Regions from separate parts of the Homo sapiens genome. Here region 1 is linked to region 2. The links are chromatin contacts, found by Hi-C in ENCODE. All regions are on one chromosome and are shown on one strand. Each heading gives the region's core, a stretch centred on a gene start or an enhancer-like site at or near the end of the contact. The rest is flanking DNA. Distances are from core to core; before and after follow the strand shown. Region 1 has its middle 83 kb from the start of MPZL1. Region 2 overlaps CD247 (CD247 molecule).

The links. Hi-C counts contacts between places; a loop is a spot of excess contacts on that map. Pooled maps may share reads with other maps.
Region 1: a loop to region 2 is called in a map of ascending aorta, with 4 times the contacts of the local background. The contact joins two enhancer-like sites. A Hi-C loop is called at or near these places in 2 of 168 maps with a recorded cell type or tissue (OCI-LY7 and ascending aorta) and 8 of 50 pooled maps.

What each region holds. Positions count from the first base shown.
Region 1 is chr1:167,802,480-167,807,972 of GRCh38, reverse strand. No RefSeq gene overlaps it. Among named protein-coding and RNA genes, the nearest start is that of MPZL1, 83 kb to the right of the region's middle. Within about 2 kb of position 2,537, at least 3 of the 41 ENCODE cell types and tissues checked have a DNase peak (open chromatin) inside an H3K27ac peak, as active enhancers do.
Region 2 is chr1:167,448,290-167,453,873 of GRCh38, reverse strand. The region is part of intron 1 of CD247 (CD247 molecule); the gene reads left to right. Among named protein-coding and RNA genes, the nearest start is that of CD247, 67 kb to the left of the region's middle. Within about 2 kb of position 2,888, at least 3 of the 41 ENCODE cell types and tissues checked have a DNase peak (open chromatin) inside an H3K27ac peak, as active enhancers do.

The DNA.
Region 1 (5,493 bases), core at 1,288-3,787, 350 kb before region 2:
TCTGTGCAAACCATCAGGAAACAGTGTTTTCTGTCTTAAAAATCGCTTTGACCATCTAAAGATTCAAGTTCCCTTTAGCTTCCAAAAAATGGACCTAGTTCTACTCTTTGGAATCATACAGAATAAATTTAAACTTGTTCCTCACTGACCCCTTCAAACTCTTGAACACACCTCTCATGGTTCTCTTGAGCCTTCTACAAGCTAAATATCTCCGGTTGCTTCTGCTTCTCCTACCAGCTCCTTGTTTTCGGTTCCCTCAGTATCCTGATCACTTGTCTCCGAATATATTCAAATTTATCTCCATTTCTCTTATATATGAGCTATAGATTGGCCAATCTGGAATAGGAGAGGACTCTTACTTCTTTTGTTCTACCTAGAAGAGTCCTATTAAAACCACTTATGCGCCTTCACTTTTTTGGAAGCCAGTTTTGGAGTCACTGTGGACATATTCCAATTATCTGGAAGATAATCCCAAGTTGGCTACTTACTCTCTGTGCCTTAGTTTCCTCATCTGTAAGTGGAAATAATAGTTGTACATACTGCATGGAGTTGTGTGGGGTTCTTTTTTTTGAGAATTACATGAAAAACACTGCCTAGGGCTGGGCGCAGTGGCTCACAACAATAATTTCAGCACTTTGGGAGGCTGAGGCAGGTGGATTGCTTGAGCTCAGGAGTTCAAGGCCAGGCTGGGCAACACGACTAAACCCTGTCTCGACCAAAAAAAAAAAAAATGCAAAAGTTAACTGGGTGTGGTGGCAAGCGCCTATAGTCCCAGCTACTTGGGAGGTGGAGGTGGGAGGATTGCTTGAACCTGGGAGACGGAGGTTGCAGTGATCAGAGATCATGCCAGTGCACTCCAGCCTGGGCAACAGACAAGAGTCAGACCATCTCAAAAAACAATTTTTCCCTCTCCCTCTCCGTCTCCTTCTCCCTCCCCCTCTCCCCCTCTCCCCCTCTCCCTCTCCCTTCTTTCTTCGGTCTCCCTCTGTTGCCAAGGCTGGACTGTACTGCCGTGATCTCAGCTCGCTGCAACCTCCCCGCCTCGGGCTCCCGTGATTCTTCTGCCTAGGCCTGCTGAGTGCCTGGGGTTGCAGGCACGCGCTGCCATGCCTGACTGGTTTTTGTATTTTTGGTGGAGATGGGGTTTTGCCATGTTGACCGGGCTGGTCTCCAGCTCCTGACCTGGAGTGATCTGCCTGCCTTGGCCTCCTGAGGTGCTGGGATTGCAGACAGAGTCTCGCTCACTCAATGCTCAATGTTGCCCAGGCTGGAGTGCAGTGGCATGATCTCGGCTCACTACAACCTCCACCTCCCAGCCGCCTGCCTTGGCCTCCCAAAGTGCTAAGATTATAGCCTCTGCCTGGCCGCCACCCCGTCTAGGAAGTGAGGAGCATCTCTGCATGGCCGCCCATCGTCTGGGATGTGAGGAGCCCCACTGCCTGGCCATCCCATCTGGGAAGTGAGGAGCGCCTCTGCCCAGCAGCCCCGTCTGGGAGGTGAGGAGCGCCTCTGCCCGGCCGCCACCCTGTCTGGGAAGTGAGGAGCGCTTCTGCCCGGCTGCCCCGTCTGGGAAGTGGGGAGCGCCTCTGCCCGGCCGCCACCCTGTCTGGGAAGTGAGGAGCGCCTCTGCCCGGCTGCCCCGTCTGGGAAGTGGGGAGCGCCTCTGCCCGGCCACCACCCTGTCTGGGAAGTGAGGAGCACCTCTGCCCAGCCGCCTCGTCTGGGAAGTGAGGAGCGCCTCTGCCTGGCCGCTGTGCAATCTTCCAAGTGTGAAGTGACAGCCTTTCTGCACGTGTACCCAACAGCTCCGAAGAGACAACGACCATCGAGAACGGGCCATGATGACGATGGTGGTTTTGTCGAATAGAAAAGGGGGAAATGTGGGGAAAAGAAAGAGAGATCAGATTGTTATTGTGTCTGTGTAGAAAGAAGTAGACATAGGAGACTCCATTTTGTTCTGTACTAAGAAAAATTCTTCTGCCTTGGGATGCTGTTAATCTATAACCTTACCCCCAACCCCGTGCTCTCTGAAACATGTGCTGTGTCAACTCAGGGTTAAATGGATTAAGGGCGGTGCAAGATGTGCTTTGTTAAACAGATGCTTGAAGGCAGCATGCTCCTTAAGAGTCATCACCACTCCCTAATCTCAAGTACCCAGGGACACAAACACTGTGGAAGGCCGCAGGGACCTCTGCCTAGGAAAACCAGAGACCTTTGTTCACGTGTTTATCTGCTGACCTTCTCTCCACTATTATCCTATGACCCTGCCACATCCCCCTCTCCAAGAAACACCCAAGAACGATCAATAAATACTAAAAAAAAAACAAAAACAAAAACCAAAAAAACAATTTTTTTAACTTAAAAAAACCTGCTGCCTAGTATACAGAAGGAGATCCATAAGCATTAGCCTTTAATACTGTCACATGTATTCTAACAAGTTCTCCCCATCCTGTATTTAGACAGTTTGTTTTTTTTTACTTTAAAGAGAACAGACGGTACAGACAGGAAACAAAGAAACCGACTGTGGTCTGCTTTTAGCCAGTGAGAGAGAAGTAAACTAAAACATATGTCTAAATGCTGATGGGCAAAGGAAGGTAGGCCTTTGGGCACTCTCTCTGGATGGTGGCCTTTATCTCTAGCCTATGCCTTCCTTATTGGGTTATACTCGTTCCTTCTCTTTAAATATCCTGCACCCTGTGTTAGGCCTTCCTGGTGGTAACTGCAGGCAGTGATCATGATAAAGTCAAGTCATCTCCTTCGAGTTTAGCATCCTCTGGTTGCCACTCTGCATTGCTTGAACATAGGCTCAGGGGACAGTACTCTGGGGTTCTGCCCCAACCACCTTAGTCTGGTTTATACTCAGCTGCCCAACAGCTGCCAAAAGCATGAGTCTCACCCCTGTGCCCTTTGTGAACTGCAGGCAAGTATTCATGTTTTCTGTAAGTCAACACCACCAGGCTTCCCTGTGATTTTGATTCTATGGGTAGATAGTGCTAATGAGTGTGAGGATTTCTGAAACTAATAGTTCATCTCCCAAATTACTAAAAAACTAAAGCATACCACACACCTACGAGAATGGCCAAAATCTAAGACACCAAATGCTGGCAAGGGCGTGGAGTGACGGGAACTCTCACTCGTTGCTGGAGGGAATGTGAAGTTGTACAGCCATTTTGGAAGACAGTTTATAGTTTCTTACAAAACCAGACATATTCTTACCATACAATTCAGCAATTGTGCTTTTTGGCATGTACCCAAATGAACTGAAAACTCATATCCATACAAAACCCTGCACATGGACATTTATAGCAACTGTATAATTACCCAAACGTGGAAGCCACCAAGATGTCCCTCAGTAAGTGAATGGATAAACTGTGGTAAATCTAGACAATGGAATGTTATTCAGCACTAAAAAGAAATTAGCTATCAAGCCATGAAAAAAACAGAGAAGAACCTTAAATGCACATTACTGAGTGAAAGCCAGTCTGAAAAGGCCACATGCTCTATGGTTCCAACTATGTGACCTTCTGGAAAAGGCAAAACTATGGAGACAGTGGTTGCCAGTGGGGTGGGAGGAGGAGAGATGAACAGGAGGAACCTAGGGGAGTTTTAGGGCAATGAAACTATTCTGTACATTACTCTGAAGGAGGATTCACATCATTATACATCTGTTCAAACCCATAGAATGTGTAACAGCAGAGTGACTCTTAATGTAAACTATGGACTTTGGGTCAAAATGCCGTGTCAGTGTGGGTTCATCAATTGTATCACATGAACTGCTGTAGTGGGGAATGCTGTTAGCAGGTGAGGTTGTGAGTATGTAGGATCAGGGGCTATATGGGAATTCTCTACCTTTCATTCAATTTTGCTATGAGTCTAAAACTGCTCTATAAATAAAGTTTATTAATTAAAAACAAACCCACAAATACCTAAAGCATATGTTGACCAGCTCCCTTTCCCTCCACAGAGCTAGGATGCCTCATTCCCCAGTGCTTCCCCTGTCCTGGAAGTGCAGTGATGAGAACTGGTTTCAAAAAAAAAAAAAAAGAGGAGAGGGGAGGAGAGATGGGAAGGGGAGGAGAGGGGAGGGATGGGGGGAGGGGGAAGGAAGGAGAGAGGAGGGAGGGGGAGGAGAAAGGAGAGGAGGGGAGGGAAAGGGGGGAGGGAAGAGAGAAAGGAAAAAGCGAGAAAAGACCATACTGCAATTTGAAGGTTAAGTTCCATGTGCCTGAATCCAGAGGAGCGTGCATCAGGTTTTGCAGGAACCCTGTACTTGGTTCCGGTTCTGACTATGCCACAAACCAGTTACGTGACCTTGGGCAAGTCCCTTTTTCATCAGTTTCCTCATCTCTAAACTAAGCGAGTTGTGATAAAATCCCTTCCCTCCTCCATCTGGCTGTGATTCAGCCTCCTAACAACAGAATGGGTGTGGGCGAACCTGCTCTTGGCCAGCAGGTGGCAGCACTGGCTCCTTACTGTGGCTGCAGCCAAACGAACCATTCCTGGTCACGCTCTGGAGGCTTTTGTCTTCAGACCTGCAGCCTCAGCACTTAGCACCACTGCGGCGCCCCTCGTTACCTACAGGAAGCTTCCAGCATGACATCCTCGGGGCATCCTGGATAGAATTATTTTTAGGAGAAGGCAGACATAAATAATCCACGAAGGCTTCAGGAACAGGAATGAAAAAGTGATGATCTTTTTAAAATATTTATTTCTGTCACAACCCCCATGCCTGTCAACTCAAGGGTAAAGGTATTGTTCTCATTCTCTATTTCTCGCACTAAGACCAGTGTGCCTGCACAAACAGTAAGTCTTCAGAAAGTGTAAATTAATAAGTTCATTAAATAATATTTTCTTTTCTTTTTGAGATGGAGTTTCGCTCTTTTTGCCCAGGCTGGAGTGCAATGGTGTGATCTCGGCTCACCACAACCTCTGCATCCCAGGTTCAAATGATTCTCCTGCCTTAGCCTCCTGAGTAGCTGGGATTACAGGCGTGTGCCACCACGCCCAGTTAATTTTTGTATTTTTAGTAGAGACAGTGTTTCACCGTGTTGGCCAGGCTGGTCTCCAACTCCTGACCGCAGGTAATCCGCCCGCCTTGGCCTCCCAAAGTGTTAGGATTACAGGCATAAGCCACTGCACCTGGCCAATAATATTTTCATTTGATCATTTCAAGCTAATTCTTACAGACTACCTTAGAAGTAGAAACCTAATATTTATTGAATGAGTAAACAATATGGAGGTAAACAAAAATTACTTAACATCAACTATACTAATCAGGCTCTGCACTAGGGTTACAATGAGAAGTAAGAAACACTCTGCATGGTGGTTACCGATGTGGGCCTGGGACCACACTGGACTGGATCCAGTTGCTACTTCTTTGTGTCCTTGGGTAAGTTATTTAACCTGTTTGTGCTTTCTTTCCCTTGTTTGTAAAATGGGGATAATAACAGTATCCACCTCATAAGGTTGTTGTGGGTTAAGGGTGATAAGGTT
Region 2 (5,584 bases), core at 1,639-4,138:
TCCGACCTAAGCCTCCGGAGGAGGGGGCTGGGGCTACAGGTGTGTGCCACCACACCCAGCTAATTTTGTTATTGTCATTATTTGCAGAGACGGGTCTTGCTATGTCTCAAACTCCTGAGCTCAAGAAATCCTCCAGCTTCAGCCTCCCAAAGTGCTAGGATTACAGGCATGAGCCACTGCACCTGGCCACCTTTTTTAAAACCTAATTATCTTGAAGATCTTTCATGGTAGCACATGTAGAATTATCTGTTGTGTTTTTTTTAACGGTTATATATGAATACACCAAAATTTATCAGGTTCCTAGTTGATGGACATTTACATTATTTTCTCTGTATACTGTGAGAGTTTATCCTCAGAAAAAATTAAATTCTCAGAGAAATGGCAAAATACTGCCTGGAATTTTGACATAAGGGGTTTGCTCGAAAGTAGATTTTTTTGAAATGGTGCTAATTTTCAAGAGCAAAACTTGAGGGCAGTGTGCTGCGTGAGAAAGAACAAAGGCCCGGCAAGACCTGGCTTCTCGTCCAGGCTCTGACACATGAGCTGTTTGACTGCGGGAGAGTCACTTCACCTCCCTGACCTTCAGTCTCTTTATCTGCAAAGTGGAGCAAATAAGATCTACCCGGCTTACCTCACTCAATTGTTGTTAGGATCAAATGAAATAAAAAATATAAAAGGGTTTTGTAAACTGAAAGTGTAGAGCAAATGTTTGGTATGACAATGATTGTTACAGCATCAGTCCCTGGAGTCAGCCAGAGAAAGCTACATGTCCAAGTTGGCAACAAGAGGTAAGAATAAGTGTCTTTCTCTCTGTATATCTATAATATATATATATATAATATATATCTATAATATATATATATGCACACACACACATACACACACATATTGCTCTCTATGTATATATGTACATGCATACATATATGTTTGTATTGTTCTATTTATGTGTGTGTATATACACATATGTATGCAAGTGTGTGTGTGTATCTTACACTCTATGTGCCTGGCATATAGCAAGTGTTGTCTGCTAACCTGAGAGACTTGTCCACTGGCGTTGGGGGGCTCTTGGTGGAATGAGCGGAGGGAACTGAAACATGCAACCTGCTCACCAAAGGAGATCACTTGCCTGTCATTGTTTACTCCCAGAGCGTGACTGCAGGCATCGTCCCTCCCTCATGTTTCCTTAGCACCCTGTGCCCCTCTCTCGTGGGATGATTTGTTTCCTTGCCCACCTCTCTGCTCGGCTGGGAGGCTACATCTGTGTCTGTCACCTCCACCCTCACTGCCCAGCACAGTGCGTGACATTTTCTCCTAGTAAGGATGGCCACCACATGACCACTCGTGAGGTGCCACTCCTTGGCTTGTAGGTGGCCATCTCTCCCTGTGTCTTTACATCATCTTCACGGCATCTTCCCTCTGTACATGTCTGTGTCCTAATCTCATCTTTTTTTTTTTTTTTTTTGATAGAGTCTTGCTCCCTCGCCCAGGCTGGAGTGCAGTGGCACAATCTCGGCTCACTGCAGCCTCCGCCTCCCGGGTTCAAGGGATTCTCCTGCCTCAGCCTCCTGAAGCCTCATGGTGTACCACCATGCCCAGCTAATTTTTTGTATTTTATTAGAGATGGTTTTTGTTTTGTTTTGTTTTGTTTGAGATGGAGTTTCGCTCTTGTTGCCCAGGCTGGAGTGCAATGGCGTGATCTCGGCTCACTGCAACCTCTGCCTCCCAAGTTCAAGCAATTCTCCTGCCTTAGCCTTCTGAGTAGCTGGGTTTACAAGTGCCTACCACCACACCTGGCTAATTTTTCTGTATTTTCGGTAGAGACGGGGTTTAGCCATGTTGGCCAGGCTAGTCTCAAACTCCTGGCCTCAGGTGATCCACCCGCCTCCACCTCCCAAAGTGCTGGGAATACAGGCATGAGCCACCGCACCCGGCCGAGTTGGGGTTTTACCATGTTGGTCAGGCTGGTCTCAAACTCCTGACCTCAGGTTATCTACCCACCTCAGCCTCCCAAAGTGCTGGGATTACAGGCGTGAGCCACCTCGCCCGACCTAATCTTGTCTTCTTACAAGGACACGAGTCATATTGGATCAGGGCCCCCACTAATGACCTCATTTTAACTTAGTGACCTCTTTCAAGACCTTTTCTTCAAGTACGGTCACATTCTGAGGTGTTGGGAGTTAGGATTTCAACATAAGAATTTCAGGGGGCAAAATTCAGCCCATAACAGAAATGGAGGCTTAGGGATTATTAGTGTTAATGGATGAGGAAGGAGCAAAAGAGTGAATGGGTTTCACCCTTTCAGGACAAACAACCACTTTCTGGGTGGTTTATGGGGCAAGAGTAGGAAGAGCTTGGTTTTGAGGACCAGGGGAAGAAGAGATGACAATGACTATGTTTGGCTGAATGCAGACAGGTAATGGAGGCTGGCAGTATAGCCTGGATTTTAGGGCTGATTTGAAGCCTGTCCTGGGGCTTGCCGGGGCATCTCCAGTTAGCCCAGGGGCCCAAGGCAACTGTGAACCTTGCCTTGTTCCAGTTGGCTTTAATTTTTTCTTTGAAATGTTATTACCATATTTTAAATAAAAACATAATGTGTCCTTGTCAAAAGAGAAAACCCTGCAGCTGTTCCCCATCTCATTCAGAGTAAAAGCCACTGGCCAAGGAAGTTCTACCTAACAACCCCACACGCTTGTCGCCCTCTTTCCTAGTCTCCTAGAACTTCCCCTCATTCATGCTACCTACCCCTGCTTGCAGTTCAGAGACACTGGGCACAGGTCCACCACACAGCCTTTCCACCTCTGCTCCTCTGCCCGGAGTGCCCTTCCCTGACAGATCTGCACAGCTGAAGCCCGCTCTGACCACCTGTGAAAAACAGGAGACATCTCTTTGTCACTTCATACTTTCATTTCCTTGGCTAGCACTGAGACTGTCTTTTCTTTTCTTTTCTTTTTTTTTTTTTTTTGAGACAGATGCTTGCTCTGTCACCAGGTGGGATTGCAGTGGCTCGATCTCAGCTCACTGCAACCTGTGCCTCCTGGGTTCAAGCGATTCTCCTCCCTCAGCCTCCCGAGTAGCTGGGACTACAGGCACATGCCACCATGCCTGACTAATTTTTGTATTTTTAGTAGAGATGGGGTTTTACCATATTGGCTAGACTGGTCTCGAGCTCCTGACCTAGTGATCTGCCTGCCTCGGCCTTCCAAAGTGCTGGGATTGGCATGAGCCACTGCTCCCAGTATGTCTTTTTATATGTTTGTAAGTAATCTGTTTTCCTGTCTCTGCGAATTGCCTATTTATATCTTTTGCTGATTTATCTCTTGGACTATTAGTCTTAGCTTTCATTTTTCAAAGTATTATTATTTATTCACTTATTTTTTTTTGAGACAGGGTCTCACTCTGTCAACCAGGCTGGAGTGCAGTGACACGGTCAGGGCTCACTGCAGTTTTGACCTCCTGGGCTCAAGTGATCCTCGCACCTCAGCCTCCTGAGTAGCTGTGACTAAGGCATGCACCATCATGCCCAGCTAATTTTTTATTTTTTGTAGAGGGAGGGTCTTGCCATGTTGCCCAGGCTGGTCTCTAACTCCTGGGCTCAAGCAGTCCTGCTAGCTTGGCCTCGCCAAGTGTTGGGATTACAGGCCTGAGCCACCGCACCTGGCCCATTTTTCAAGCTATTATTGATGGAATTCCAATCCTGTAAAAAGCTTTAGGAATGAAGCTGTTCATCTTAGAATTATTTATAATGGTGAAAAATTGGAAACAAATGAGCACCAATGGGGAATGGTTATGTAGATAGTGGAAAGCTTATTAGGCAACCTTTAAAAAGGATATTTATTAATAGTAAAATGACAAAGTAACATGAAATATGAATATATGAAATAACATGAAGTCTTAGATTATAACATAATACTAAATGAAAAAAACAATTCTTCAGGAAATTTTTTTTTTTTTGAGACAGAGTCTCACTTTGTCACCCAGGCTGACATGCAATGACGCAATCTTGGCTCACTGCAGCCTCCACGTCCCAAGTTCAAGTGATTCTCCTGCCTCAGCCTCCCAAGTAGCTGGGATTATAGGCACGTGCCACCATGCCCGGCTAATTTTCATACTTTTAGTAGAGAGAGGGTTTCACCATGTTGGCCAGGCTGGTCTCAAACTCCTGACCTCAGGCGATCTGCCCACCTCGGCCTCCCAACGTACTGGGATTACAGGCGTGAGCCACTGCACCTGCCCGTGGAAAGTTGTTATGTAAAATGATTACAGTTTATAAATAACAAAGACTTTGGTCAGCCATCTGCCATCATATTAATAATGGCTGTGTTTGAAAGTGGTATTATGGGCAATTCTGATTTTTTCCTACTTTTCTGCACTTTTATATTAAGTTGATTTACTTGAAAATGAAAAGAAAAATGATCACAAAGGCTGGGCTCGGTGGCTCACACCTGTAATCCCAGCACTTTGGGAGGCTGAGGCGGGTGGATTACCTGAGGTCAGGAGTTTGAGAACAGCCTGGCCAACATGGTGAAACCCCGTCTCTGCTAAAAATACAAAAAATTAGCCAGGTGTGGTGGCAGGTGCCTGTAATCATGGCTGCCTGGGAGGCTGAGGCAGGAGAATCGCTTGAACCTGGGAGGCGGAGGTTGCAGTCAGCCAAGATCATGCCACTGCACTCCAGCCTGGGCAACAAAGCGAGACTCTGTCTCAAAAAAAAAAAAAAAAAAAAAGAAAAGAAAAATGATCACAAAGTATCGCTCAAAACATAACAACTTTAATGGAAATAAAAATACAAGAAGAGAAACATTTGCTCATAAAGCGCTACCCCTAAGAAATCATACAGCCCTGTTCTTCCCTCTTCCCTTGGAACCCTTATCTATGGGAATACATAATTTGTAGGTAGTTTTGAACAAATGATCCAATTTTACAATGAAACATGAATATTTGAAATCTGACACTGAGGAGAGAATTAAGGAGGCTGTGGTACTTTTTAAAAAAATTTTTGTTTATTTATTTTTTTAGACAGAGTCTCACTCTATGGCCCAGGCTGGAGTGCAGTGGTGCTATCTCAACTCACTGCAACCTCCACCTCCTGGGTTCAAGCGATTCTTTTGCCTCAGCGTCTTGAGTAGCTGGTATTACAGGCGCCCGCCACCACACCTAGCTAATTTTTTGTATTTTTAGTAGAGATGTGGTTTCACCCTGTTGGCCAGGCTGGTAGCAAATTAAAGAGAGTAGTAAAACATTATATGTTGCCAGTAAATTAGCTGGAGTCGTTCTGCAGTTCAGGGTGATTGAGGTATCTCCAGTGGGTCATTGCTATAAGCACTGGGCAGTGTGAGTCCTGGCCTCACATTTGGTAGCAGGCCTTCTGTATCTGTCAACCCCCCAGGCCGGCCTCTCAGCCCTCAATGAAAGAAAGCTAATTGTAGAGTCAAGAATATGACCTGCTATAATGGTTCGATCCTGGGAGAAGGGACTCCACAGCCTGGTGAGGACCCCTCTCACCACCTCTGAGGATCAGCAAGTCTTTGAAGGTCAGTACCAAGTGGTGGTTAAGACCTGGACTGTGGATCCAGATGTGCCTGGA